4 separate regions of the Mus musculus genome follow, and regions 1, 2 and 3 are each linked to region 4. Evidence: chromatin loops called from intact Hi-C (ENCODE). Cell type or tissue: heart. All regions are shown on one strand. Links, peaks and the distances in the headings refer to the core of each region. The heading gives the core; the rest is flanking DNA. Region 1 has its middle 6.0 kb from the start of 2310043L19Rik. Region 2 has its middle 31 kb from the start of 2310043L19Rik. Region 3 has its middle 15 kb from the start of Gm29856. Region 4 has its middle 25 kb from the start of Gm30013.

Region 1 (7,492 bases), core at 1,046-6,045, 110 kb after region 4:
ACATACACATACACATGCGCGCGCGCGCACACACACACACACACACACACACACACACACACACACACAGCCCTCGCTGCGACAGAATTGATCAAACCTGCTGCAGCTCTTCAGTTGCCTTCTCCCCAGTAGCTACAAGGAAGCTCGAGACAACCTTGAAGGGTACTTTATTGTTTTTCATCAGAGCCTTCTGCTACAGGCAGGTCACATGGTACGGGGCAAGTTTTCCCCCACCCTGAAACCTGTGAGTCAAGAACTCTCTTTATCTCACAAAATGGAAGTCCTTTCTCCCTCCTTCCAAGAGCCCACAACACCATCTGTGGTACGATGCCACCTCTTCTAATGCTCTCCCACTTCAAGGCCTAGGGTCATGAGACTGTCTCTCCTAACAAAGCTCGTCACTAGCCTAATGCCACATTAGCACTTGTCTATGAATCTGCTTCCTTTTGTAACTCCTGTCTCCAGTACTTGGGAGTTGGCGAGGGCTGGTTCCTTTTACCCCTGAAGAGTGGGCCTAGAACACATGTCAAAATGGCCTTAAGGACTCCAGGTAGAAAGAAGGGTTGATAGAGACTCAACTCTAAGAGGTGTACCCTGTAGTGGGGAAGGTTACATATGTGTGTGGCTGTGTCCCTCCCACTTGATATTGCTGTGACCCTAAAGCAACTGTACATAATAAGTTAAAAATAAAAAACAAGAGACTTGGGCTCAAGATTCATACTACCTCTGAGAACTTCTAGAGAGCTGATACTAACAGGGCTGATCTGTCTGTCCCTGGGGGTCTATTACGAATCGTTCTACCTGTATTTCAACGGAGCGAAGCTGCTCATGACTTTCTCAAGGAAAGGGATGGTGGGCATCGCTAGGGAACCCAACACATAGCACAGGACCTGAGGTGCACAGCCCCTTGCATGAAAAGTCTGTTTCAGTTCCTGAAAAGCCTTCGACACCTTTTCTCACATGGAGCCTGTAAGAGTGGTCCACTCCATTCTTTACAAGCAATAAGCCAGTTTTCCAGTTCTAAGTCTTGATATTGAAGGGGATTTAGTGATTTGAAAAAAGAAAATCAGATCCTAGTGGAGATCTCTCCAGAAGCTGGAAAGTGCCAGGGGACAGAAGCCGTATGAGTCAGCTCCAAAGTATGATGCTGCTGTTTGCTGATGGAGATCTTCAGCTGCCACGGGCATGACCTTATTCAAATATGTATGCAGCCACTCATGCATGAGCACACACAATCCTTTTAAAGAAGGAGGCGTCAACAAGAAAAGCTATAGAGCTCTTCCTAGCTGTCAGACCACAGGCTCCATTGCCCAGATACAGCTAGCAAAGGAAAAATGAGTCCCAACTCTAAAAGCAATTTTCCTTGTAAACTTCTAGATCCTTAAGGCTTAGATACCACACATGACACAGCCGTTTAAAACCTGGCGTGATTTGATAGTATACAGGGCATGTGTGTTAGACCCCAGCTTCTCTGTGTGTGTGTGTGTGTGTGTGTGTGTGTGTGTACATAGGCACATACACTCACATGTGTGTAGGTAGATGCACTACATGTGGTTTTATGTGCACATAGAGGCTGTAGGTTGATGCTAAATGTCTTCATCACTTTTTGAGACAGGGTCTCTCACCAATTAAGATAAACCAACTGTCTAGCCAGCAAGCCTTGAGGAATCCTTCAGCTCATGTCTCCCCAGGGTTATGATTACAGAGTCACACCATGCAGCCAGCTCTCATGTGTGTTCTGGAGGATGAGTGCAGGCTCTCACACTTTTTGATTGAGCCATCTCCCTAGCCCAGACCCCAAGTTTTTAGACTGTGTGTTATGACCCTACTATGTAATATGTAACTGAATGGGGGCATGCAAAAAATGGCAGCAGTAAAGGGTTTCTGGACATGCAACAACCAAACATGAATCCGAAACCAAACATAATAAATCTGTGCAGCATTCACACATGTTGTATGAATGCCACAACTTCACTAAGGCTTGGTTTTGAACACACAACACATATTTTACACTATATATGCAACACCTACACATACCAAATGAAACACCTTGGCTCAGATTTAAGACTATTGTAGGTTATGAACCGCAGTGATTTCTCTGCTCATATGAAGTTTTTGCTCTTATAGGAACATGATGTTTTAATTACAGAAAACAAAGACTTTTAATATTTCCCAACACCATCCCTCAGCAAGTATCCCAGTAGACTACTTCTGGGTTGTAACATATTAGAATGTTTTATTTTAAAACTTGCTATCTGAGATTCTGACTTGAGTTCATAAAACATAAATTTTGGTTTGGGATTAGGGAAGACTTTCTAGAAATTTCTGAAATGGTCCTAAACATAGCGCTGATATTTTGTGATACAAGAATATCAGTCAACTCTGGAAGATGCTGAAGATGCCCTACTGCCTGTAGCATCAAATATTTAGCCACAACTTAATTCTTTACACGAAAATAAACACATGCATTCACCTCATTAGCATGAAAATTTGCTTTTACTTTTAAAATGTTATTTAAAAACTACATTCTATATGATTTATCAGTAAATACTTTGTTCATGTATTTTATATACTCATATGCTCAAGGTCATGTAAAAATTTCTCAGGCATAAAAGGTTAGTGGAAAAAGTATTGAGAAGTCCTTTGAATCCGTGCTTCATGTCTCAAGATTTAATGAGGTGCCACCTCAGCATCCTCATGTGCAGAGTCACCAGGTCACCCTCAAGCAGAAAGGACCAGTCCCAAGAGAAACGGCAGTCCGAAGCAGTGCAAGTTCTTGGCCAGTGACCAGGTAGCCCAGGGAGTGGTGCTACCGCTTTCAGAATGAATCTTCCCTCCTTGGTTAAACTCACTCCTTCCCACAAGAGACCCAGACTCCCAGTTTATTATATACTCTCACAGAAGTACCCAGAGACTTGTCTCCTAGGAGATACATCAGGTTGGTGGTGAAAGTGACCAACACTCATCCATCTTCTAGTCCACCGCCCAACCTGACCTTCTGCTTTCTTTCCCATGGGCCAAATTATAATTCATTGGGAGGTTGGGCTGCTCAGGAGTCAGAATATCAAAAACTGGGAGCCTGGAATCCTATATGAGTTTTGTTTCCCCAAGTCCCCACGGGAGTGGCAGAGTAGTCTGGAGCAGAAATTAGCTGCCGACACATGTGAGGCTCAGCTGTGCATCCATCTGAGTGAGGACACACTTGGAGGAATGCTTCCCCTCTGGTTGCATGGACATCTCTTTGTTTCCTTTACATGGCTCCAAGTGCCCCAAACACCTCCTGCTCAGGAAGGTAACTCAGCAGCTCATTAGAGTCCTCTGCCTAACACATATCTTGAAGATAAAACATGGACACGTGGTGTCTGGCTTGTCCAGAACAATCCTGAGGGAAGTTCTAGAATGTGCACAGAAGAGATCTGGGCAGCTGTGTCAGAATGACGAGGAGGAGACGCGAGGTGACCTTACTCCACCCCACCAGAAACCAACCTTTGCAGGCCTGCGCCTGTCTCTCCCGTGTTGGCGCTCTGTCTCTGGTGGACTCCACCGTACCAGCCCAAGCTGCAGCCAATGCCCACAGGGAGACTCTCCCTGGGTGAAGTCCAGAGCTTGCAGGAGCTGCTCTGTCTGGTTTTTAAGAGAGAGGCAAACATGTAACAGGAAACAAGGAGACTGTCTCAGAGCAGGATCAAAGGAAGGGTAAGAGGCGGGGATGGCTGCCGGGTCTTCACAGAAATCAAGCACTCCAGTCACGTTCTCAACAAGTGACTTTCCATCCCTGTGGACTGGCCTGTGCGGATCGCCGAGACTGTCCCTCAAGCATCAGGAAAAATACAGGCCCACAGACAGCAGTGTTTGCTGGCATCAGTTCTATCCCGACTGGGGTTCCTCCCTGAAGCTCCCCACACTGGTTCCTCTGTTCCAAGCTGAGCATGAGAACTTGAGTTCCTTGATCCATTGAAATCCACCCTTCTCGTCTGGGTGCTCCCCAGTCCCCACCGAGTGCCAGGATACTATCCTCACTGGAGCAAAGGTAACAAAGCAGCCTTTTCCTCAGGAAATCCCTCCTTAATTGCTCCAAACCAGTTTCCCTTCCAACACAATACATTTTCCTTCATAGCGCCTAATAGAAGTATAATTAACCAGCCAGTCAAGTTGGGTGCTGCACGTCCATTTAGCGTTTGCCTCTCTGCCATCTTCGGAGGTGTTGTGTGGTGGAGCGGTTCATTACCGGCTGAGCTGTTCTCTGTTTACAGGAACAGACACTGGTACTCAGTAGGCTCCCAGTGTCTGCTCACTGAATGAATCCATGAAGGATGTCATTAGTCCCCCAAGGGCATGTAGTCACCTAGGAAGCAAGGGCAGGGCCCTCCAGCTCTGGCTGTTAAGTCATCCCCAACATAGCTTAGTGACTGGCAAAGACTCAGGAATCTAGCCGGGATACCGTACCTGCCACTTACGACTGTGTGACATTGAGAAAGTTGTAATGTCACTCTGTTCCTCAGTTGTCCTATCTGTGAACTGGGTAGAGCGAGAGTGCCCACTTCGCTGACTCATTGAGTATAAGGGATTTAGCACAGTATCTGGCAGGTGCTGAACTTGCTTCCATTCTCCTGCGAGGCCCAGAAAAGAAAGTAAATTGAATGCTGGCAAAAGTGGCAGAGGGGGGGCTGGTGAGATGGCTCAGTGGGTTGGAGCACCCGACTGTTCTTCCGAAGGTCCAGAGTTCAAATCCCAGCAGCCACATGGTGGCTCACAACCATCCGTAACAGGATTTGACCCCTCTTCTGGAGTGTCTGAAGACAGCTACAGTGTACTTGCATATAATAAATAAATAAATAAATCTTAAAAAAAAAAAGTGGCAGAGGGATAGCTGGGAGGGTTTTGACTGGAAAGGAAGCCTCGAGGGAAAACATCTCGCTGAGCATTTGTCAGGCAAGTATAAACAAAGCCCAGGCAGGGGCAGACCACAGAGTGCCTCTCTTGACCAGTCTAACTAGAGAGGAAAGAATCTCTTTGAAATAGATGAGATTGTGATGTTTTCATTAAATATTCACAAATTTGTAGAGTGGAGGATGCTGCCCTACCATAAACTCAACTTCATACAATGTAGAGTCACACACACACACACACACACACACACACACAATATTTCAACTGAGTGGTTGTCTTTACCAGATTCGTCTGTGGACGTGTCTATGAGGGATTGTCCTAACTGATGCAGAAGAGCCCAGCCCACTGTGGGCATAAGCATTTCCAGCTCATGGTCCTGGCAATACAAAAATGTTAGCCACAGATGAGCCTGTGAACGAAACAGAACGCAAGCCAGCTGGACGCATTCATGCATGCCTCTTGCCCCCTAGTTCTCACCTTCGACTCCTACTCTGACTTCCCTCAGTGATGAATTATGACCTGGAATCATACGCTAAACGAACCCTTTTCTCCTCTAGTTGCTTTTGGTCAATGTTTTATCACAGCAACAGGAAAGTAACTAGAAGAGAAACTCATTCATCGGTGTTAGCAACGGTCCCTTAGCAAGGCCAGAACAGCAACCAAAAAGTGAGCAGCCCAGACCACAAAGCCTGGTGTGGCCCCTCCCTCCAGGAGACCCCAGGAAGTCCTTCTCCGGCAGCCTCTTCTGCCATCTCCCACCAGAGACAGGGGACAGGTAACCATATGTTCATTTTTAGGACATGAATGTTCCCGTCCCGGGCTCACCGGAAGGCCTGGATAAGTTATCTGCTGAAGGAGCAAAGGAGGGAGGGCAACTGAGCGGAAGAGTGCCTCCTTGCCTACTATCCCCATGGGCAGGAAGACAGCCAGGCAACCCAGGGTTTCCAGAGTGTCCAGAGGGGCAGGACGACCTCTGAGTACCAGCAAATGCTTACAGCCACAAAGAGACTCAAACCTCTAAGTGCAAAGAAGAGAAACTGGAGTGTCAAAGGGTGAGAGCAACTGACTAGGGAGGCAATGCAGCAGGCCTCACTTGTGCTCTCAGACTTTGCAACAATGGACCCCAAGAAAGCAGAGTATCCCCCTAGCCGCCAGGAATCTCCTCTATGAAAATAAAAGGCTGAAGTCCAAGGGAAGCCAGGCGAGGAGCTAGTGTCTGGGAGAAAGATGTGCAACTGTTCCGTGGACCTCGCAGGAGACTTAAGAGCTGGGGTGACAGAGGGGCAGAGCCACACCTTGGCGGACTGCTTAGTTATCCATATTTCTTGCCTTCTATGTAAACTTTACCCTCATGTCAGGATCCTGGGATGGACTTTGTAGAGGGTTGCTGGATCTCTGTGTCATCCTTCCCATTGTGGCCACACTGTATAAACCTCCTTTCTCTGCTTTTCACCACTAATCTGGCTCTTTCAGTTGGCTTGTTGAGGACATGTGGTCAACTCTGGCTTGTTCAGGGACAAGTTGTCACTCTAGGTCCCTCCGTTTTCTTTCTCCTGTAATGTTGCTCCTGAATGCCAGGAGGGGTGTGGGTATGGAGCCCAGGAACCAGTCATCCAGGTTGGGAGGCTCTGTGATATCTGAGCCTGAAGTTCAGAACTGGTCAGCCAAGCTTGAACAATAGGCACCAGGGGCCCTGTTCCAGGAGCCTGACAGGCCCCTGACCCTGTTCTACTTTCTCCAGCTGTGAAGATCTGGAGTAAGGGACAGGGCTTCCCTAAACATTTTATATGCTGCCTCACAGAGTCCTTATAAGGAGGTGGAGGATCGGGTTATACACATCCAACATTCAGAAAACTGAGGCCTAGACCAAGTAAGAAACGTGGCAGCGAATCTCCAATTGTTCAAAAGGGGGAGATGAGACTTAAGAGCCCAGTAGCCTCATCTCCCCAGGCCCACTGCTTCCCTGCCAGGTCCTGGGGCCTCGGGCCTGCCTGCTACACTTGAAGATACCCCATCCTGTCCCATCCCCACCCCCTATCTGTAGCCTATCCTGAGTAAGTCTGTGGGCAGAGGCTCCAGAACCTTAGAGTCAGGTTCCAGACCCAGTTGGAGACCCACATACTAATTCAAACTCTGAGTACTTGGGGGAGCTGAACTTTCCAGCCACCCCGTTGTCCCTTTTTCCAGCAACAAGTGTGGGGCTTCCCCCAGTACCCCCCCCACACACACACACAAGGCGAGAAGCAGGCTGCTGCAGAGCAGCTGGCAAACAGTCGAACACCTGTGTGCCAGATATTACAGCTGCGTGTAGGAAACGTGATCCATCTGTAGCTCCTGTCACATGCGGGGTCCAGTTGCCGTACTCAGGCAGGTTGGAAGAGGATCCATTGAAGAGAAAGAATTTCAAAGCCCAGGCACCCATCCCTCCCTTTCTCTCCCCACCCTTTCCTCCCACCCCCAGCATTTTCTTCTCTTCTTCTCTGGCACTCAGTATTTCCGGCTGAGCTTGCTTCTCACTAATTCCCAAGCAGTAACACACCGCACCACGTTGTTGCTGGTGCCGCTCCTAGCAACACACGCTGTAAGGAAACAATAAAGCTAC
Region 2 (7,492 bases), core at 1,226-6,225, 80 kb after region 4:
GTGATTTTTGCTGTGTAGCAACTGCCATTTGCCTAGAAGGTACAGGGCCCTGGAGAAGTGGTGGTTAGGGATGGGGGTGGGGGTGGGAGTGGGGGGGGGAGGTGTCTTTAATCTTGAAGAGGGCCATTTAGCCGAATGGCAGATCTTACAGCCACAGAGGGCACTGTATGGAACAGCTTGCCAGTGCTTGCGGTGAGGTTATTATTGCCTCCCTCCAACACAACATCCTACTTTCTCTTTTCTTTTTTTTTCCAAAATAAAATGACTTCTTGATAAAGTCTCTTTGTTCAGTGCCTGCAAAATCCATCACTACCAGCCTTCTGCGTAAGTAAGCTGCACACAAGACAATGGGTGGGTGGGGAGTGGGCAGAGAGCCGAGTGGGCTGGGATGGAGTCTGCAGAGCAAGCAAGAGAGCCCTCGGGGTCAGCTGCAAAGCTCAGGCTTCAGGTTCAGCCCTTGAAGGCCTGCCCAGGTCTGGACAGTAGGAGCCCTTTAGAATCAGACAAGCCCGAGTTTTGTTCCGGGAGGACGAACTCGCGGCTAAGCCGCGTGCGAGCTGTTCACCGAGGTGTCTCGGCCAGGTGGTAATTTCTCCTGTTGTCCTGTAACTTGGCTTGAAGCGGAAGATGACCCATGTCACCTGGCGCCCTGATAACAGAAAGCAAATTCCAGCAAAAAGTGTCCATGCCTCGGTTGGCCATTACCATGCCCAGCAGGCTGCTCCCTGCCATCTGGCTACCTCAGAGAGCGCACAGCCGCTCTGCTCCTCGCCCACCTGGCTTCAGCTGCCTCCCAACCCCAGTGACAGGGCAGCATGGCCAACACTGGGCACAAACTGGGCTCTGATTTACCTGTTTTCTGCTCCAGGGATTCTGGGTCCAGGTCTCCTAATGTGTCTGTGCCCCAGTTTTCCACTGAATTGATGTGTCCCTCTCTTGGGAGGGGCAATCTTTTTTCAACTTTAATTTACAAATACTGAGAATGTCAAAGCTCAAATGCATTTGCAGAATTCAAGTTCAATTCATTGTCAGAGGACTTGAGCAGAAATTTCCAAAGGTATTAAGTGTAGAAAATATGTCCTGGATACAGGGACCTTCAAGGGCAAGTTACTACCACACTGTCATCTAGACCATCCCTTATTTTGACATCATGTTACAAAGATGGGAACTGGGAAGAGACCATTCACAGCCACTGGGCAGGAAGTGATTGGATACACTGTTGCACATGCTCTTTAGAGAGGACTTGAAATACAGCCAGGAAAGTTGCTTGTGCTGTTCCCGCTGCTGTGAGCACCTCACGTGGCCTCATTACACAAGAGGATTGCAAAAACATATGCAATAAAATAAAATTCATAGATATGCAAAAAGTCAGAGGCTGAACAGGAAAATAAGAAGAAAGCTCTGATATCAGATACATGGACGACAGGCTGAGAACTCAGAGGAGCCACGGAAGACAGATGTGGGAGCTGGTTAGGGGTGGACGTTTTCTGAAAAGTCCTTCTCACCAGCCGTGGTGGTGTTGATCAAGAACTGCATATGCAATGAATACTCGGCTCACGTGGAGTTAAAGTGTGTTTCTACCTTCAAGAATCTCAGGATTCCCTCCTGTCCCTCCCCACACCTGATCCTGAACCACCCCACCATGGGGAGATTCCCAAAAGCTGTTGCCTGTATGTGGGAGATGTTTTAGCTGGGCTGCCTTGTCTGGCCTCAGTGGAAGAGATTGCACCTAGCCCTGAGGAGACTTGATGTGCCAGGATGTGGGGTGGGATGCCCAGGGGCTGGGGGAGAGGAAAGGATTGTGGAAGGGTGACAGGGCGGGGGGAGGGGGGGCAGTGATTGAAATGTAAAGTAAATAAGTAAAAATGAAAATAAAGAACCTTGGGAATTGGAAGCTAATAAAAAGATTATCCTTCCTCTCTCTCTCTCTCTCCCTCTCCCTCTCCCTCTCCCTCTCCCTCTCCCTCCCTCCCTCCCTCCCTCTCTCTCTGTGTATCCTCTGTTTATCCTCTGTGTGTGTGTGTGTGTGAGAGAGAGAGAGAGAGAGAGAGAGAGAATACACCTGGTAGCCTATGGTCACTTTTCACTTCTCCGTGTCCATGTGGGGCTGCCTGATCTCTCAGCCATCTGGGCCTACACAGCAAGACATTTCCCCTGTCCCAGATAGATCCTTCCCTTCCAACCTCAGATCCTAAGATGTGCATACTCGATGGTTGAGAGGTAAACCTTGCTGTAAAGTTGAGCAACAAATTGCTTAGGTTTCACATAGGTTTGTTCATGTGCTGGATTGATTTGAAAACATTCTCCCCAAGACAGTGTGTCAAGATGCTGGGAAGAAGGCTGGAGATGTGTGGAATCTTCTGGGAGGGATCCACTTACACCAAGGCTTTGGGATGTCTGGAAGCAGTCTTAGCATCCTTGAACCTCACCTTCAGGGAAGGGGATTCCAAATGCCAGGATAGGGAAGAACAGATGTTACCCTGCTTCTCTGTGTGTGTGGCTAACTTCCACTGTCACGTAGGCGGTTACAGTCACTCCATTGAACATTTCTGTGCTCCATTCACCTGTCTCAGGTGAGACCCCTGGAACTTGGTCTCAGCAATTTGGAAGCTCCATTTCAGCACCCTAGCTTTACTCTGCATTTCTCTCTGTGGGTCCCCAACTCTGAGTACCCAAAGGTCTTGTGTCTGCTGAATATTCAGTCTCTTCCTATAACAGACCTGAATTTTTTTGCCCTCATCTTAACAGGCATCAATGTGACTCCTAACTCCTAACAAAGGTAACTCAGAGAAAACAGTCTTAGTATTTTTCTAGCTAGTGTATGATTGTTTTATACATAATTTAATGCTGCACTTCCTTTTAGTGATAAATTACCAAGGATTTCTCTATATCATAACCCTGATGGAGAGCAGGTGCTATCTCCATGTACTAGAGTTTAGAGCTTCCAGGTGCTGGAACATCATGCTGCTGCTGAGTGCTGCTACAATTTCGAGACAAAGTATCCCCCAAACATGCCCTTAGTGAGGGCATTGGTACCCTGTCCCCTCCAACTCTTTGTTTCTTAGTAACAATGATACAACTTGTTCTACCATATAGTTCCTACCCAGAAATAGTATTTTGCATGGCCCTACTGACCAGGAATTGAAACCTCTGAATCCATGAACCAATGAAACCTTTTCTCTATTTAACTTGATTATCTCAGGTGTTGTGTTACAGTAATAGAAAAGCTAAGATGGGGGTTTTCATCTATACTTGAGTTCTCTTCCAGCTACAGTGTATTGCTTCATCATCAGAAAAAGAAAGACACAAACTCTGATGCAAACACTTGTCTCTGAGCCTCGGTTTTCTCATTTGTAAAAGAATGTTCATAACACCTATTTCACAGGCATTTTTTGGTAAACATTAAATAAAATAATAAATGCGAAGGGTTCAGCAGGGATCCCAGGACTCAGTGATTGAGACCAACACTACCACCAGTTCCATAGTTTCTTTTTAACCATCATCTTCACAATCAATCCCAAGTCTCAAAATCCAGCCATGCTTTCTGGTTAACTTTTTCACACCCGATGAGGAAGGCTGGCCCTGCAGGAAAGTGATGAGTCTGTCCCACTCCTGATTCTGGGCCTTGGACAGATTGATGGCTCTTCCAATCCTGATTCTTCATCAAAATGGGAAAATAGCCATTTCTATAGAGAATGCTACCAAAGCCTGTGTGGGGGAGTAGAAAGCACAGCTAGGTTTCCTGAAGACTACTCTTCTCTGCCCTCCATCTCTTCCTTCCCTGTGATGAGATAATTTTGTTGTATGTCACATTGAAATGAGATAAAACACACCTACCTAAAATGCTGGTAACAGTATGGGCAAAATATTTAGTCCCCTTCCATCAGACTCTATTCTTTTTGGGCTCTGCTAGTTTACAATAGGTATTAATCACCTAATCAGACAAGGCAATTCATACTCATCCGTTAATCAGTTAATGGCCCCTCCCTAAACATTTGCATAATGTCTTTAGCTTGAAAAAAAAATGTAATCTCCCAATGCTCCCAGGCCAGGAAGGCCTCTGGGATGAGAGAGCCATGAGTAACAGGGACCACTTTCAGGTGAAACCAATGTCCCAACAGTAGCCGCCTGCCTTCCTGAGCCCTGATCTGCTTGGCTAGCTGTCCTTTCTTGTCTGATGTCTCTCCCTACTTCAGATGCACAACACAGCACATACTTACAGTTGTGTCTGTGTCCTGGGGTGTATGAAGAGGCAGGGAGGAGCAAGGAAACCTTTATCTCTTGAACCTGGACACTTCTGCCTGAGATAAATAAAAGACAGAATGACACTGGGGCAACCGGTCCAACGCAAGGTGAATGACATTAAGGTAAGAAGGAACGTGCACAGTGTGAAGTCTATTTCCTTGAAAACCAACTCTGAGAGTTGAAGTTAAATGACCTATTGCCACTCACACTGTGGCCAAGGCATTAGAGCAAATGCCTCCTCCTTTGGACTCAGAGTGCCCATTGTTACAGCCCTCATTGTACAGATGTGTCACTCTCTGTTGGATGACAACTTCGCTTTGCTCAGTTGCTGGGGAAGGGATGTTAACTCTTTCAAACAGAGAGGCTGGCTCCGCTCATTTGCAATCAGCTCAGACTGCGGAGATGAAAGTCACATCATGCTTTGAAGGAAGAAATGTGGCTGGAAACTGGAAGAAGGTAGGTCAGAGACGGACAAATGCTGAGGGATGATTGACAAGGAAGGTGGGAGAAGCTCTATGAGGTTAAGTGATTTTTCTCATGTTAAAACATAAACGGCTTGGACATTTGCCTAAGCAAACACTGGGAGACAACACAAGCCACAACAGCCATTGAAGAAGCACTTAACACATATCTATGTGGAATAATCTTGATGTGAGGGACTTGTGCATGCTCTATGATGGGTTTGGACCAGGATCTCACCCAGTCCTTAGGTTTGGTACAGTTGCTACTGTTGCTTTTGCTGTTAGTCCTGATGTTGCAGTTGTTGGGGCCACAAAGAGAGAGGCCAGAAGCCTGGTTCAGTTTCCAATCATTTCTATCGCACTGGCTTGGGAAGCATTGGGTTCCAAGGATGGAGGTCTGCATGGCCAACCATATGCTTCATATACTTAGAGGCAGAATCAATAATCTGGCAAAGAGGAGGAAGTTCACAGCTTTGCAGACAAGCTCCTTAGCATTGGTTAATTTATTCATTAATTCAACAATAACTTATTAGCAGCATATTACATGATGAGCTATGGAGAAAGTTAGCTCAGAAGGTGGAAGAAAGGGAGGAGACATGTTATTGCATGTGTGTAAGAAGATACACCTCCCCCTGTCATTATTAGGTTACATTGCAAAAGCTGAATGGTGTATACCTTTCATATGTACTTGTTTTGACTACATTCATGTCCTCTGAAGGAACTGCTGAGTATGCACCTCCTGAGAATTTCATGAAAGCTTTCTTGAAGAGAAGACATTAGTTGTCTTAAATGATGACTAGAAATCCCAGCAGGCCTAGGAATAGGAAAAAGTGGCAGCCTTTAAAATCATTCAGACCTACATCCTAGCCCTAGAGCTAATCATGTAAACTTGGTTTCTTTGATTAGACTGGGTGGGCTGCTCTTTCTCTAGCTGCAAAATGCAAAGAATCTCTACCTTGCAAAATTGTCATAGGAATTTGGGAATAGCCCATGGTAAGTGTTTGTCAAAGGGATAAACACAAAATGAGCGGTAGCTTTATTGCATTTACCACCTTGGGCTATGAAGTAAGCCAGTTCAGGTAAAAGATAAACATGTGGGAAAATAGAGATAGGGAGAAAATAGTATGTTTTGGAAAAATAAAGTCTGTCTTAAAAGGAGAAAAGTATAGAAGAACCAAATAGACTGGTCAGCTGGAGTCGGTTTATAATGGGCCCAGTGTTGTCAAGAAAGCTAGAACCTTCTAGATTGTTATAAATGGACCTGCCCATGAGCTCTCTGTCAGTCTTCTGTCACAAATATATCTCCAGGTCACTCTTCCTCCTCCCTCTCCTGCCTCACCCCTCCGTCTAGCATCTCAAAGACTCAGCCCACTATCTCAGGGTGCCTGAGATCAGCTTAGCTCTGTTTCGGTCCCTCTTGAGTCTTGAGTAGCCACAAGTGTTTAGAAATCAATGGTAACTCATTGCTCTTGCAGGTGCATTATGTTCTAATAATAGCCGTTGGCAAAAATCCACACAGACACACAGAGAAATGACAGGGAGGTCTGGGCCCTGCCATAGAGTTGTACATAGCTTGCTAGACTTCAGTTTCTCCAGGGGTTGAGAGGAAATGGTAGTGTCAGTGTCGCAAGGTTTAAATGAAATCACTTCACAAAGCACATGCTAAGTAATCAAACTAGCTCAGTGCTTGTGATTAGTATTAGCTTCATAAAGTAATTTACCATCCACGGCACAGGGGCTTGCAGCGTGCAGACTGCAAGAGTTCCTTTACAAAGGCATATACCTAGAACTTTTCAGGCAGATGCATTCTACATAGAAGAAGGCTCAGCAGATGGGAGCTGCATGATTTAACCATCACCTAATTAGCCAAAGTACTTCAAACAGACCTCCCAATGATGATGCAAACATTCTCACTTCTAAATGCCGGAAGCAGCTCCTTCCCCAAGCTTCTCTCCCTTGGAAAACTGTGACTCTTGGTTCCATATTGCCGCTTCTCCTCTCTATGACGTACTTCATTTAAACCAGAGAGAGTCTAGCCATGGCCCTGCTTTGCCAGTGAGTGAGACAAGAAGCACTTCTGCCATCGACTTCCTCCATCTACCATGTCCCCTGTGCTGCAGGATGTGCTTCCTGTGGTAGCTGTGTCTGAAACAGTAAGAACGATGGCTAAACTCCCTCACTGTGAACTCTCCCAAGGACTTAAACTCCCTCACTGTGAACTCTCCCAAGGACTCTAGATTTAACACCATCAGTGTCTTCATTTCCAGAAAGGAACAAAAACTTCTAAGTGGCTGAGTCGCCAGGGTCTCCCAACTGTCGGAGAGCTGAGATCCACATGAGGCGGTGTGTACCCAGCTCTCCTCAGAATCAGCACGCCCATGCTCCAGCCCCATAACCATTTAGAGGAATTGCCATGAGCTTCATTAACCTAAAGCTTCTCACAGAACCTAGAACAATAGTCTCAGAGAGTCTCCACAGGGCACTTATGGAAAACCCGAGCCAGGTCGATAAGTGTCCAATAGACTATCTCTGTAGGACTGATTAAAATCTGTAATGAAACTGCTAGAGACTTAACACAGAGAGTTCACCGAACCTTAGAAGTCTTTGAAGGTGAATCAAAAAGCTCTAAGTACAGAAAAAGATTGCCAATGGAGACCAAAGTGCAGGAAGGTCAGTGGGTGAATTCTAGAGAATTCAGGTGGTCAATAAACAATTGCACTCTGGGATTTTTAAGGACCCCTCTAATTCCTGTGATGCCGGTGTTCCGTGTGTGATATAATGTTTTA
Region 3 (7,492 bases), core at 1,016-6,015, 61 kb before region 4:
CATTCTGACCTGAGTCTCCATACTGTCCTTCCCCAGGAGACAGCCCAGGGAGGTGGGAAGAATATTGGCAGAATCTGGGTTCAAATCCCAGACCTTCCTTCCATTTCCCAGATTCTTGTTGTTCATGATGTTTCCCAGTGCCTGAGCTGTGGTTTTCTGTTCTAAAGTAGATCTAGCAATACAGACTTCACAGATCTCTTGAAAGAATTAAAGATAATATGAGCAGGGTGTGTATGGGTCTAGGGTTTGGCACCTCGTGAGTATCCAGATGTGCCAGCTCTTCCTCTTGCTTGGCCTCACCCCTTTCCGGCTGGTACTTCCCCTGGGCTCAGCTGTGCCTGTCAGCTTTTACTTCTCTTTGCCACTCCACCTGCGGCTTCTGTCCCCAGGGATCTGTCCTTAGAGGGACCCTCTCCACTGACCTGGAACATTCAGTCGACGTCTTTTCCTGGTGCCTGAGGACCAGCATAGCTGCTGTAAAGGCAATGAGCTATGAGGTGGGTGGGCCGAGGGCCTGAACCTCGAGTGCTTGCTTAGCTGATCTCTGTGGTGGTAGCTCTCTCTCTCTCTTACATCACTTACCCAGCAAACGTTCTGAGAAAGCTGGCATCGCCTGGCTCGAGAAAACCCAAGCTGAACTGTCCTTTCCTCTTGGTGTGTCTTGCTCACTCTGCTTTGCAGCCCACTCCCCCTTGGCAACAGATCCCTCCTCCCCCTACACTGGGTTCATGCCCCTACTGTACAGTTCTTAACGGCCTGACTTTCCCCCAGAGCCTCACAAATACCCTAACCCATAGTATGAGTGGTGACTGATGCTGAATCTAGAAGAAGCCTGGTACCAGTTTCTTTTGCCTCGATTTGATGACCCAGAAATTCAGATTTGAATGACTAAAGAGGGTCACCTTTGAAAGCCACAAATCGGGGTTTCAACTTAGTCAAATTTCAGGCTCAGATAAGGGATGAGAAGTGACTGATCTACAGTCACACAACTGGGTTGTAGTATGGATTTGAGATTTGGTTTTGGTTTTTGTTGTTGTTTTGTTTTGTTTCCTAATGTGCTTCCTGCCTCTTGGTGCTACTCAGAGTGGTAAACGAGATGGCTATGCCCCACATCGTCCATGGATCAGGGATCCACTGAGGCCACTGAGACCATCCTGTGTTTGATGGAGAAAACTACCATCAATTATTCTGACTATGCATATGCTCTGGAGTACCCAAAGCTTGTCCGTGCCTTCTAACAGAAGCTAGGCTCCCATCTAGACAAATCCTGGCCAGCAAACTCAGCCTTACTGCATCTCCTTTTTGTGTTTAGGACTCAGTTTACATTTAATTGATGTTCAACACATTGTGAGCTGGGGTGTGTGTGTGTGGGGGGGGGGTTGCTTGCTTTCTATGGCAATGTAGATTTGAGGTTCATGGGGCAGGTTCCAATCTGAGAAAGAGTCAGCCTCTTCCATGCTGGAGTCTTTCTGGTATGTGTATCACGCTCTGTGTATTTCCCACTGACTTGGTTGTTCTCGGAAGCACAAACTTAACAGAGGTCTCAGGGAGGTGGGTTTAGGAAGGTCTGGTGGTGGGGCTCAGACATCATCCATGTAGTCCCCCAATCTCCGGGAGGCCGCTCACAGGCCTAGCTTCTGAAGCAGAACCCTTCCATCCCTCCATCCCCCTTTCTTGGAATTGAGGGGGAGGTGAGAAGGGGCTTGGCTCCATGCCTGGCACACAGCGATCCTCCAGGAAGGTGCCAGCTATTACTACAGCTACTGTTGGTATTACTGTCACAGCTTCCACACCTTCCACACCACCCACAGGCTGCTTCCTGCCAGCATCCCGACCTGGAGGGAAGGGAGAGAGGTGGAAGATAGGAACCATAGAGTGTGGAGGTCAGTGCTTTCCCAGGCTTGGCCTGGAGAGACATTCTGCTGCCCTTGCCAGCCTCCCGTGCTCCCTCTGTATGGTCATTCCTAAATGCCATGGCGTTCACTGCCTGTAACACACGTGTCTGTTCTCGTTCCCATTGAGACCACTGCGACCTATTGTGAATTGGGCATTTGATAGTGACGCTCACATTCTCACATCAACCGCAGGAAGCTGGTGTCTCCCACAAACTGTGATACAGAAGAATCAAGAGTCCAAGGGTGAAGTAGTGTGCCCAAGGTCAAAACCAGTTGATGGGCTGAGCCCCGCCTATCTCCAAAGCTGGCACTGCAGCTGCCTGCTTAGAAACCCCTGCTGGCTGTCACCAGCCACAGTTACCAACACTTGGTCATCGTTAGGGGTGGCAGGTGATTTTCCCTTTACAATTCTTAGATTCTGGGCTTTCCAATTACTCTCCGAAGGAGCCTGCTACATTTGTGTAAGTGAAATAGCATTGGTGGTCACTAACGGTGCACTGGCTATATGTCATCTCATCTATACCTTGTGCAACCTTTGTTTTTCTTCCTCTCTGTTTTTCCTTCCCACTCCCCTTCCCCTCTCTTTCTCTCTCATTTCCCTCCATTTATTTTGTCTGTCTGTCTATCTATCTATCTATCTATCTATCTATCTATCTATCTATCTACCTGAGACGGGATGTTGCTATGTAGCCCTGGTTGGCCTAGAACTTGTGGCTTTCTCCTGCTTCTGATTTTATAATCCAGCCCCATTTCCTGTCCTCTTTCTGCTTCCCGACTGCCTAGGAAAGACAGCCAGGCAGCTTTCTGCTCCTGCTGCCATCCTTTGTCCACCATATTGGAATGTATTCCCTTGAACTGTGAGCCTGAATATGGCCATCTTTCCTCAGGACAGTTTATCATAGCACCAGGAAGAGACAGGGAGGGCTCATGTACAGAAAAGCAGCCCATGTCTATACTGGATTCCATGAAATCTTTATGAGTGAGACTTAGTAGGAAGAAGTTAGGACGGTGTGGATGTGACCTTGAAGGGGATCATGGGACCCTAGCTCCTTTCCTGGTTCTCAAACTGTTTCACAGTTACTTGCTGTACCCAGCATTCCCTTTTTGGTGTGCTGCCCCACCACAGACCCTGGGGACAATTGGACCATAGAGTGGAGATTCCAAAACTGTGAGCTACAACAAACAAACACAAACAAACAACAACAAACCCCCTTCTCTCACAGAAGCTGCTTACCCCAGGGTTCTTGTTGCAGGGACAGAAGTTGGAAAGGGACTCCCCCTTTCTGTGTGTGTCTTCCTTTCTGCATTTCATGGCCTGCACAGCCCTGACCTCTTTCTTGTGCGTGACTTTGTTCCACTTTCAAGTGCAGAGGTGTGTCCTGATCATGTGGGGTCTGGAGGTTACTAGCCTGGAGTCTTGTAAACACTGAGCATTCCCTGGTTTGCTGAAGGAACGGGTGGGTGGATGAGTCATTTTGTAAAGAAGGAAGTCCATCCTTGGGAGACGGCTTGGGACTCCACCTAACTGAGTTTTCCAGTGGGGGCTGTTCATTCTTAGTCCTTCACTGGTGGCAGCCAACAGAAAGGCAGGAAGGATGCACATCTGGCTGGGGAAGCAGAGATCAGCTGGGGCGGTGGGAAACCTTAAGACAAGTGACCAGAGGATTTCTGCCTGAGCTAGCTATGATGAGTCACCAGGCACCCAAACTAGAAGAGCTGTCCACGGCAATCCAGGAGGATATATATGTCTGACGACGGTGGCAGGTAACAGCGGCGGAGTTCTCACCGCATTCTTTTGGAATACGTTGCTGCTTGGAGAGCACTCACTTCACAGTCATAATCTCCGGGGAGGGAGGGGGACAATGTACCTCTCTGCTTGCTTCTCCAAGGGCTATTATAAGGACTAAATGCAAACCAATAGTGTAAAAATGCTTTGTAAACCATATGTTGCACATTGAGATTGTAGGTTATTGTTACTATTATCACCATTTTGGATCCATTCCTCTTCATTCCCTTCTAGAACTCACTCCGTTCCATTCCCCCACCCCTGTGTTTTTTTTTTATAGACTCTGCATCCCTGCCCCAACTCAGCTTCCCTGACATGTCATTGCTCCTCAATGATCAATAAGTGATCATTAGCTCTAGTCACCAGTGTGATCAAAATGATCTGTACCATATGTATCTGCCTATTCTTCAGATCCTGGGTATATTGGTCAGCTTTCTGCTGATAACAACACACCAGAGGTTCCTTAAAAGGGGGCGGTGGTTTCCTTGAGCTCCTGGGTTTTGAGGCTTTTGTCTATTATCAGCTGAGCTCATTACCTTTAGGGAAGTAAGCCCGTTCTGTCACCACAGGAGGAGGAAAGAGGTCTTTTCAAACCCTATCTCCAACCAGGCCCCACCTCTTAAAACTTCCTCTACTCAGTAATGCTCTCTTGAATGCTCTCCTCAATGATGCCTAGGTTGCTTTTCTATGTGTAGTATGATGATAATTATCCTGTCCAGCCTACCTAAGGAGGTGCAGTCACCATCAGCAGAATATGGCTTGAATTACCCAGCCCCGCGAGCTGATGCTTCCTCCTCTCAGTCCTGAGGAGACAGGGTCCACAGAAAGCATTTATTGATAAGTTTTGGCCGAAGAAACACAAAAGGACAGTTCTAGGAAGATGTAGTTACACCACCCTCTGCGGGGGAGATGGGTGGATGGTTGTTGCAAAGAGGATTGTTGTAATGACAGCATATGGGATCGCTCATGTAGCAATGGGTCATAAAACACTAAGGAAAGGATTCCAGGACCCCTGCTCACAGGCTCCTCCCTCTTTCATCTGCCAGAGATGCCAGATCCTGGTAATCCATCGAACATTGTGTCACAGCCCCTAGCTCTAGGCTCATAGCCTCAATATTCAGTACCTCCCTCGAAACGAAATGGTGTCCTTTCTCCTGGTGCAGTCAGTCTTACTTAAATGAAGCAAACAAAACCAACCAAACAAAAAATACCCTCAATCCCATTAAGTTATTCCTCTGTCTACCTCTTTCTTTTCACAGTTCAGCATCTTGATGGGGCTGGATCCATACTGTCTCCAGGTCCTCAGGTCTATCCTTGCCCATCTTCATCTCTATCCCTGTTACCCCTGATCGACCTAACTATCATCTATGTATTTATCTATCCATATATCATCTACCTATCTTTCTATCATCTATTTATCTACATATCATCTGTCTGTCTGTCTATCTATCTATCTACCTATCTATCATTTCATCTCTTAATGAGTCATGTTATCTGTACTTCTAGATCCCACAGGCGTATTTTACATCTTTCTCTTATGACAATGACACTTTTCTTCTTAATATGTGTTAATGGGTGAGCCCTTGGGGTGCATGTGACACCACAGTACCTATGTGCAATCTTCCTGTAGCTGTGCCTCCTCATTCTCTCTGTGCTCTGGGCTGCATTCCTAAAACGACTGATTTGAGTCTTAACTCTTGCTACCTAACAGTACTAACTTGTTTGGAAATGGGAGCTTTGCAAATATAACCCAGCTATGGGGTCACAGCATGCTAGGGAAGATCTTAGTCCAATGCCTGTAAGAAGATGGACTTTGGGAGGATGTGGTGATGAAGGCAGAAGCTAGTTGGGTGCTACTGGACAAGGAATACCAGCAGTGGCCAGAAGCCACCAGAAACTAGACAGAGGCAAGGAAGGTCCTGTCCAGAGTGTTTAGGGAAGGCACAGCCCTGGTCACATGTTCATTTCAGACGTCTTCCCTCTGTGACTATGGAAGAACAATAGATGTCTATTGTGTAAGCCCCCAAGTTTGTAGCAATTTGTTAAAGCAGTCTTGGATATATTCTCCCAGGAGCAACTGGCATTAGATATGGATTTTCATACGACTGTTGATTTGTGAAGGATTTATTTTGAGTTACAGCATCAGAGAGCTCAGTTTCTAGACAGTGGTAAGAGATCGCATCACAGAGCAGACCTGCTCATTTCATGGTGTTCAGGAACCAGAGAGATAAAGAGTTAGAGAGAAATGAGCCACGGGAAGGCCCTAGGGCATGCCTAAGTAACCTATCTCCTCCAACTGACCCTCCCCAATTTCCTAGCACCTCATGATATAGTGCCATTTAATAGGGCCAAGGCTTTAGCACTTGAGCCTGTAGGAGGAATTTCACAGTCATCAGTTGCACCCAGCTCTAGATGCTAATGTTCTTCTGCACAGCTTCCTTGCTAGGTGGCCTCCACCTACCCTTCAGTGGTAGGTCCTCTCACTTGTAAAAACCCATCTTATTCCTACCCACACCTTTCCCCGTAGGGAAGGCTTCTATATGAGAGGATGCCACCATCCCTCCCTTTCTGCGCCGCCCCCCCCCCCAGGTTAGCCTCTTTTGTAAGCTGCTGTCCTCTGTTCCAGAACATTCTGTGGTGGCAGGAGTAGATTGGGGTCAGGCCCAAATGCTGTAGAGTTGATGCAGCAAGGAGAGCTCTGTTCTGAGTGGAGTTGGGAGACATATGACCCAGCTTCTTGTTCTTCCTATGGCCTTAACCATCTCCTGGAGGTTCCAGTGGACCAGTCTGTGGTGGGCTCCCTAATGACTCTTTCTAATAGAATGTAAGATTCAGCTGCTCATGTGCAATGGCCATTTGCTGGTACACACTCTTGTGTGATTATTGACTGTTTGCAGTGTTAGAACAGGGATCAACAAACAACAACTTTCTAGCCAAAGTCAGCCATGACTCGTTTTCTCCATGTTGTCTATGGCCCCTTGGCAAAAGCAGCAGAGTTGAATAGTTTCAACAAAGGCCTTGTGGCTTTACAGAGCCAAAATAGTTACTATCTGGCCTTTTACAGAAAAAGCTTATTGGCCCCAGTCTTGGCTGGAAGCTTGTGCTAGTTAGCTTCTGCTGCATAAGAAAAGGACCCCAGGACTTAATTGTTTAGAGTAAATGCAAGTTTTTTGAGTTTACATTCTGTAAGTTTGATTTATTTTAAGATCTAGGCCTATTCAGCCAGTTTCTGTAGGATCTCCAATGTGTCTGTGGTCAACCAGTAGATCTTTTTCTTTTTTCTTTATTTCTTGTTCTTCCTTTTTTACTTTTTTTTTTTTTTTTTTTTTGAGACAGGGTCTCTCTATGTAGCCCTGGTTGTCCTGGAACTTACAGTGTAGTCCAGGCTGTCATTAAACTCACAGAGCTCTGACTACCTCTGCCTTCAGAAGGCTGGCATCAAAGGCATGTGTCACCATGCCTGGCAGTGATCTTAATTAAAATAGTCTTGCTCACATTCTTTTGAAGTTGATGGCTATTGGTCAATGAAACAGTGGCAATCAGACCATGGGGCTAGCTTGGCTTTCTCACATGGCTTTGTGAGCATGCAGACAGGACAACATGCAGAGTGCTTCAAGTCTGTGTACATTGCATTGCTCAGAGTTAGAGTGGAGGCTGAGTTTATGGTCAAGTGGGAAGGCATTGGCTGAGAACTCAGGGATGTGGATGCGGGGAGAAGAGCTTGTGGCCCACTTTCCTAGTTTAGAGAGAGCATAGAACCTATGTATGGAGAAGGGAGAAGCACAGTGCCTGGCCCAGGAGCATTGGATCC
Region 4 (7,492 bases), core at 1,151-6,150:
TATTCTTCCCAGCCAACAATACTCATATTTGACCCAATAGTGCTCTCCACCTCAGCCCAGGGACTTAGGATCTCAAACAGGACAAAGTCATGGACTTTGACCACGATGCCATCCATGTTCAGGTAGCAGTTGTTGCCTGTGAGCAGAACCATGGCCGTGTCCAAGAACACATGGATCTCCAAGGTCTAAGACTGCAGCACACAGATCTCACCGCACACGGATCTCGCCTTCATGGATCTGCCCGAGGAAGTTGACCTCATTTGTGTTTCCAGGTCAGCTTCCAGCTCCATTTTGTTTGTGTAAGCATCATCCTCATCTTTCACGAGGGAACAAATTCATTCTCCATTCCTGTCTGGTTGATGGCATCTTTCTGCTTCTTCTTGGAGTTTTCTACCAGGCCGGCATGTTGCCAAGCTCCACCTCCATCTACAGCTTCCTCTGGCCCAAGGAGCCCAACTGCCACCTCAGACTAGGGATGTAGCTTTTACATTTGTTATTTATATTACTTCAAGCTCACACCACTTTATGCACTGCAGGAGGCCCCAACTTGCTTTCTAGTACCTGGTTCTGCTTCTGAAAGAAGCACACCTTGAGGGTGAAGGAGGTGAACCTCCTGTTGAGGGTTTTGATCTTCTTCTGAATGTGCATGGCCTAGATATTGGAGTTCACCTCTAGTTCCAAGGCGCACAGCAGCCTCTGGTTCACCATGATCACCCCCCAACACTGGCCCTTGACCTGGCTGCTGTCCAGACCCATGCTCATGTTCCTCCAGAAGCTGATGAGCTCACCCTGCACACGCTTAGAAGTGCTAGAGACCCTGGGGCTAGATGCTTTGTAAGATGTGGATCAGCCTGATGGTGGAGGTCGGAGTGAAAATAGCAGGCTGAAGACAGGTCTGGGAAGTAGGCAAGTATCACCTGCTTCTAAGTGATCAAAAGTCACTTTTAAGTGTGTACGTGGGTGTGCCACTCAATCCTTATAAGACATTTTCCATAGACCATCATTTCACATGAACTAATATAACAAGACCTGTTCTCTTGACCCATAAAGACCAGGCCTAGACTTACGATGACCCTGTCAAAAGCATAAGCCTTTGGAAGTGCAGACTCAACCTGTCGGGCGGTGTTCTTCCTCTGTGTCCTTAACCCTGAAAAAGCAGATTAGAACTTTACTGCAGTGTCCAAAAAACACAAAGTAAATGCAGCAAGATTTCTTTGGTAGAGTAAGCCACACAATGACTGTCTTGAACTCATTCATTCATCCAACATTCACTGATCATCAACCACATGCTAACCTCTGTGTTAGGTCCTTGTAAAGATGGGAGATGCCCTTGAACAGTTCACACTTGAACAAACTGAGGTTGTAACTGTTTGAAGAAATAATTGGGTCTCTGCCTCATTTCTTTATAGTCTTTATGGAATCCACCAAACAAAAACAGATCCAATCTGAGAGACCATGGGTACTGGCAGGTGTGTAGATGCATCAGCTAACTTCCCTGCCACTGTGACTACCTGAGGTCATCAATTTAAAAAAGGAAAGATTTATATTATCTTGGTTTTGGAGGTCTCAGTCCATGGTCAGTTAGCTCTGTTACTTTGGTGCCTGGTGATACAGAACCTCATGTCAAGAGTGGGTGGTGAAGCAAAACTACTTAGTTTACTATGGCTGTAAAGGAAACCAATGAGCACATGGATCTGCACAATTCCATTGGGGGCTAGCTCCAATGGGCTAACTAACCTCTTCTCATTAGGTCACAGCTCTTAAAGGCCTGCTACCTCCCACTAGCCTGGTGACTGAACATCTAACACATAGCCTTTGAGGATGTTTGAGATCTAAGACATGCCCACAGACATATCTGCATATACACATCTTGAGACTTTAAAAGCCCTGGACAAATTCATCACAGCACAGGCTGACTTAATATAACATGGCTCCCGAGAGGTAAGTTCAGGACACGGTAAGATGGAAGCATCACCCGGCTGTCTGATCCACACAACTGTGTTATTGAATCCTTTGTTTGGAAAATGTGCATATTTAACTCATCAATCCATTCACTTTCTTGACAACTGTTTATTGAGAGCCTGGTATGTGCCAAGAATTGTTCTAGGTTTCAGGAATGAGTGGGCACCACTGATTCACGGGGCTCCCATCAATCTCAACCCGGCATAAACTTCACTTCATAAAGCAGGCTATGTCCTGATGTGGGGGTACCTCTGACCTTAGTTCTGCATTACTTATCAGCTTAAATGTTATTGGTCTGTAACTTGTAAACAAACAGTGTGCACAAAATAGCATGATTGCAACTGAATATTCTGTTGTAACCAGTACCCAGATCAATAAGCTAAGTCTCTTAGAACACTAGCTCTCACCTTCCAAGAATGGTCACTACCATCCTGCCTTTTGGCTGCATAGCTTTAACTGTCTCACATTTATGTAAAGTGAATCACATTGCTGTTATCGTTAGGCATTTATAAAGTGGGTAGTCGTCTTTTATAAGTTTTGTGTGTCTTCAGAAACCCAAACTGAAAGCTGAATTCCCTAGTTAACTTCCTGGCAGAAGAGAATGGACTCAGAAACAGTGTCTAGGACCAAATACACTCCACTTGATGTGCCTGGGTCATTCAGTTGACCTGAGGCCAGAAGGATGTGGCTTTAAGACCTTACAATGAACTTGACTGAAATGAAGAGCCCATTTTCTAGTCTAGTTATTCCGAAGATGTGTGTGTGTGTGTGTGTGTGTGTCTGTGTGTCTGTGTGTATGCGCACACATGAAATTTTCCTGTGTCAATTTATTAATATCTAAAGTAACCAGAATTTCTGAAACAGTGCATGGATGAAAACATAAGCCCCCATATTAATTATATTAATGTAGTTACTCCAGACTAGAGTTGATATCCTGTTTCCCTTCAAGGTAACCAACCCACATAGCTTCTTTCTGGTGACTTCATTGAGTGATGGGAGATCCTATTGATTTGATCAAAGGGTCCTATCAGTGACCATATGGGAAGAAGTTTCCCTTCCTCCCTGGCCTAGAAAATTCTGAGCTACCATACCACAATTCAAAGATTCTTATGCCTATGACTGGCTGCACCTTTTTTGCTTTCTTTTTTTCAAGAGATGACTACTATTAACTCTTTGTAAAAGTCAGGCCAGTGGCAATCCACTTTTCTGAGTATATTTTTCCATATCACTTACCTTTGCTTTTAGCCTTGTTAGAAGCCTTCTTCATCCCTGGTATTTTGGTTGGCATTGACCTTCACTCTGCACTCAGCTACACAGCAAATGGGTTGTTCTGAGGACACAGGGAAAGAAAGCTTTGAAAAGCAGCTTCCTAATGGGGCCGTTCTGGAAAACATTGACTGGGAAAATGGCCCTGGGTATTTACTGTGGACTTCCACCTCCAAATAGCCACAAACAAATCCTATGATGTCACCACAGGACAAGCTCCTTAAAAGGCCTACAGGAAGGCCTAACAATCATACATTCACAGACACCTGCAGCCAGGAGCCCAGCCACTTCTAGTTGTTGAGGACAGAACTTGGGCTCTACAGATCTTTGGAGTCACATCCAAGATCCTCTGCTCATTGCTCCAGTTGTTACTTTCATTGTTGCCAGATTAGTGTTAGACACTGAAGCAGGCATCCCACATTCTAGACCAGTTATCCACCTGATAGCTTTCCCTTACTAACCCATTTAGGAATTTATGACGTGCAAGACATTGAGACTGTCACTCTGAGATTTAAGGGGTAATTTTTGACTCTGCCCGATGCTTTTGATGGATGCAGGTACTCCTTTCCATCATTCACAAGGAGACAGATGGTGAGGATGTCTTGAGCAGGAACACTCATGACCAGACTAGACCTCCAGCATGTCAGTTCATGTCTTCTCATGTCTTCGGGTTCCAGTTGTCCTGTTTTACCAATGAGGTAAACTGGGGCAGTGTGGCAAGCCATGGGGAAGATTCAGAAACACATAGGTCTCTCCTTTGCTTTAGTTGAGAAGGGTTTGTGAACAGTGCCAAGGAGTGGTCTGCCCATCTTCCTTTGTTGCCATGGCAGTGACTAACAGCTTCTCCAATTGGAGACAAGGACTTTCTGTAATTTAAACAAAGACCATTGGGAAAGTATGTTTTCTTGACCCTTTGCAGGAAATCCTGCCCAACACAGACAAGAATGCAGCATTTCCTGAACTTCCGGGAGCTCTGTGTGTTTGCAAGGGCGACTCTGAGTTAACCCATGAAAGATACATTCTCTGAACAAGAGAGCTAGATGGCTGAAGAGAGGGCTCAATTGGGAAAATGTTGAATGCACAAGGACTGAGTTCAGGTCCCTAGCACCCACTTAAAGCTGGGCACAGTGCTCAGGGTCTATCACCTCAGAGCTGGAATGCTTGGAGACAGGTGGATTCACAGAGATCATTGGCCAGGAGGCCTAACTTAACTAGTGAGCTCTAGGGCCAGTGAGAGAGCCTCCCTAAAAAACTAAGGTGAAGAATAATGAAGGAAGACACTCAGTGTTGACCTTTGCCCTTCATGAATATACGTATGCATATGCATATCATGACAAACATGCAGACATATGTATGTCGTACAATACAATGCCTGCATAACACACACACACATACAGAGAGAGAGAGAAAGAGAGAGAGAAAGCGAGAGAGAGAGACAGAGACAGAGAGAAACTTTGGAAACTTCTTACCAGGTCCAAAGGTGCTTATATGCAGTGAAAACACATAACTTTATTGCATATGTATTAAGGTAAACTAGAAGGAGAAAAACACCCATTTTGGGGGGCGTCTGGTTTTCAGTCTCTTACCAAATGTCCACCCACCAAGGTGGCTAGGTGGGCAGGGAATAGTCCAGTGCTGCTTCATGAGGTTGGGAACAAATGATTGTGCAATATATGTACACTAAATCTATGTCTCTAAGACTCAAGCAACTCAAGTTCTGCTTCCTGTGCTGGGGAAGCCACAAGAACAGGTGACATACTGCTGTCCTGCTCTGTGCTGGTTGGCCTCTTATGTGGTGACATGTGCAACAGAAAGGGTGACTGGGAACAAAAATAATGAGAGAAACATCTGTCTCTCTGCTACTCTCTTTCCCAGGCGAATGACACAATTCCTATTCTGTGCATGTGAGCTCCCCCAAAAAGCAACTTTAATGATGTTTTTCCTCTTCCCAAATCTGTTGATCACCTTTCCTTTGCTCATACTTTATGATGGTTCAAAATCAAAGAAGACAACTGCAACAAAATGCACACATCTCTTTGAAAGCTTGAGATTAGAAAAAGAGAAAGAGAAGAGGGAGAAAAGAAGGAGGGGGAAGAGGATGAGGAAGGGGAGGAGGAGGAAGGGGAAAAGGAGGAGGGAGAGAAGGAAAGGGAAGAAGAGAAAAGTAGTAGGTGTTACACAGGTGCAAGGATTCTTTTACAGATTTGGAGAGAACCCAAGGCCTCATAAAGGCTTAGCATGTTGAACTGGATATAGATTTTATCAACTTGACATAATCTACAGTTATCAGAGAGAATGGAGCCTCAGTCAAGAAAATGCCTCCTTAAGATTGGGCTGTAGACACGCCTGTGGGAGGTATTTTCTTGATTAATGATTGATATGGGAAGACCCAGATCCATGTGAGTGGCTCTGCCCCTAAGCAAGAAATCCTGAGGTGCATGAGAAAACAAACTTAACAAGCCACCAGAAGCAAGCCAGTAAGAGCACTCTTCCATGGCCTCTGACTCAGTTTGTGTCTACAGGTTTCTGCCTTGAGTTCTTGCCTTGACGTTCTTCAAGGATGGGATGTGATTTGGAAGGTAAGATGAAACAAACCCTTGCCTCCCCAAGTTAATTCTGGTCATGGTGTTTAATCACAACACTAGAGACCCTAACTAAGACACATGTAATCTCCCTTGAGCTATACTCCCAGTCCTTCAGTTAAAAACAAAAACAACAGAAACCAAACAAATAACCCAGAAATCAGGAAAAGTATGTTTTAGAAACATTTGAATTAAAAATATTATAAAGGCTTTAAAATTAACAAGTGACCCAATTTCATATCTTACGAATGGCCTATAGTTAGAAATGGTAAGTTGTGTACCAGAGTACAGTTGCTATGAAAATGACTGTTGTTGGTTTTCAGCTTCAAATACTACAAGGTACTTGCTCTCTTGCTTGCCCCTCCCCACATCCTGGCACATACACAACTTGTCCACACTTTCATAAGGATTTCAAACAGAGTTCCTGAGATTAATGTGAGACTTTGGCCTAGTATCCCACAAGCAATGAGGCAGGGGACACAGGCTTCTGGCCATGCTGTGGCAGGCAGCTGGGTTCTCCTTTCTGGGCTTCTTCTTCTTCCCCTCCCTGCTGCTCCTCAGATTTATTTTTTCTTAAAGCAGCTCTTTGGAGAGTGTTCTGCCGCTGTTAGGAAAACAACAAACTGAGAAGTGGACTTCGGTGGTTCTCTTAGAGAGACCTGCAGTGTGTGACAGGGCACACACTGTGTGGGATGCAAGAGAGCTCTGGGCCAGGGTCTCATATCCCTGTTGCACAGGCTCCTGAATTGCTTGTAAATGAAAACACTTCTGAACAATTCATAACTTTTACAAGTTAATTTAGGATATCTAATTAGTTAAAGATATCCTAAAAGGAAGGCAGGAAGAGTAGACTTGTGTAAATCCAAGCTTATTTTGAAAAAGAATTTGGTTAATATTAAGAGTTGGTGCTCATCCATTCACTGACCTATCTACTCACCTGCTCATCCAACCATGCATCCACCATCAGTCATCTCCCCCATCTGTCCATCCACCTACCCAACCACCTAGTCAACCAGTCTTTATTCAACCAACACCTCATCCAAAAAACATTTTTGCATGAATCTAAATGTCCATTGCTGAATATTAAAAAAAAAAACTGTGTGAAACACAGTCTCACTATGGAAATATGCAAGAGTACAAAAGAAGATTATACTAGATATGAGGGACACAAAACATACATATTAGTGCACAGTTGATGACGGTTTCTGGGGGTTCTTGATTAAACACTTCAAAAGATGAAATTTCAAGTAAGAAACAGTCCTCTCCTTTAGGAACTTAAAGTAATACAAGAGATAAAACACACATACAATGAATATTTCTAACACACACCAAAAAGAATGTGCCATTTACACTCTGAATTATACTGTAATTTATAGCATCTTAAAACTGGGGACAGATGCCAGTGTCTGATTCAAGGAGAAAAACCTTACAATTGGTAATTGTTATTGTGAATGGAATAGAACAAGATTATAGGGTCAGAGTGCCCCATAAGTTATATAATAAGCATCAAGGGGCCCTAAAATTTAAATAGCTGTGATTCCAGCAAGGAAATTAGCACAGTGTAAATAATGGTCAGAAAATAGGAGAAAATAAAGATGTTTCATTTTATAAATGATAACAAAGAGAGAGTCCCTGATAAAGAAAGGCAGATGGAACAGATTGTTTCAGCAAAGAGCCAATGT

Evidence for each region. Peaks named below come from ENCODE experiments on the same cell type or tissue, not always from the same donor. Only the 100,000 strongest peaks of a DNase experiment are listed, where the experiment ranks them.
Region 1: a loop joins it to region 4, with 8 times the contacts of the local background. A loop is called at or near these places in 3 of 42 quality-filtered maps.
Region 2: a loop joins it to region 4, with 2.1 times the contacts of the local background. A loop is called at or near these places in 3 of 42 quality-filtered maps.
Region 3: it touches region 4 in a loop (2.3-fold over the local background); 4 of 42 quality-filtered maps call a loop at or near these places.

The regions. Positions count from the first base shown.
Region 1 is chr1:177,633,227-177,640,718 of GRCm38, forward strand. No RefSeq gene overlaps it. Among named protein-coding and RNA genes, the nearest start is that of 2310043L19Rik, 6.0 kb to the right of the region's middle. In heart, for the core only: no CTCF peak of the experiment used is centred there; a DNase peak (open chromatin) is centred at 4,025; H3K27ac peaks cover 399 bases.
Region 2 is chr1:177,608,222-177,615,713 of GRCm38, forward strand. No RefSeq gene overlaps it. Among named protein-coding and RNA genes, the nearest start is that of 2310043L19Rik, 31 kb to the right of the region's middle. In heart, for the core only: no CTCF peak of the experiment used is centred there; no DNase peak of the experiment used is centred there.
Region 3 is chr1:177,466,945-177,474,436 of GRCm38, forward strand. No RefSeq gene overlaps it. Among named protein-coding and RNA genes, the nearest start is that of Gm29856, 15 kb to the left of the region's middle. In heart, for the core only: no CTCF peak of the experiment used is centred there; a DNase peak (open chromatin) is centred at 3,417.
Region 4 is chr1:177,527,877-177,535,368 of GRCm38, forward strand. It overlaps the pseudogene Gm7064. Among named protein-coding and RNA genes, the nearest start is that of Gm30013, 25 kb to the right of the region's middle. In heart, for the core only: no CTCF peak of the experiment used is centred there; DNase peaks (open chromatin) are centred at 4,155 and 5,005.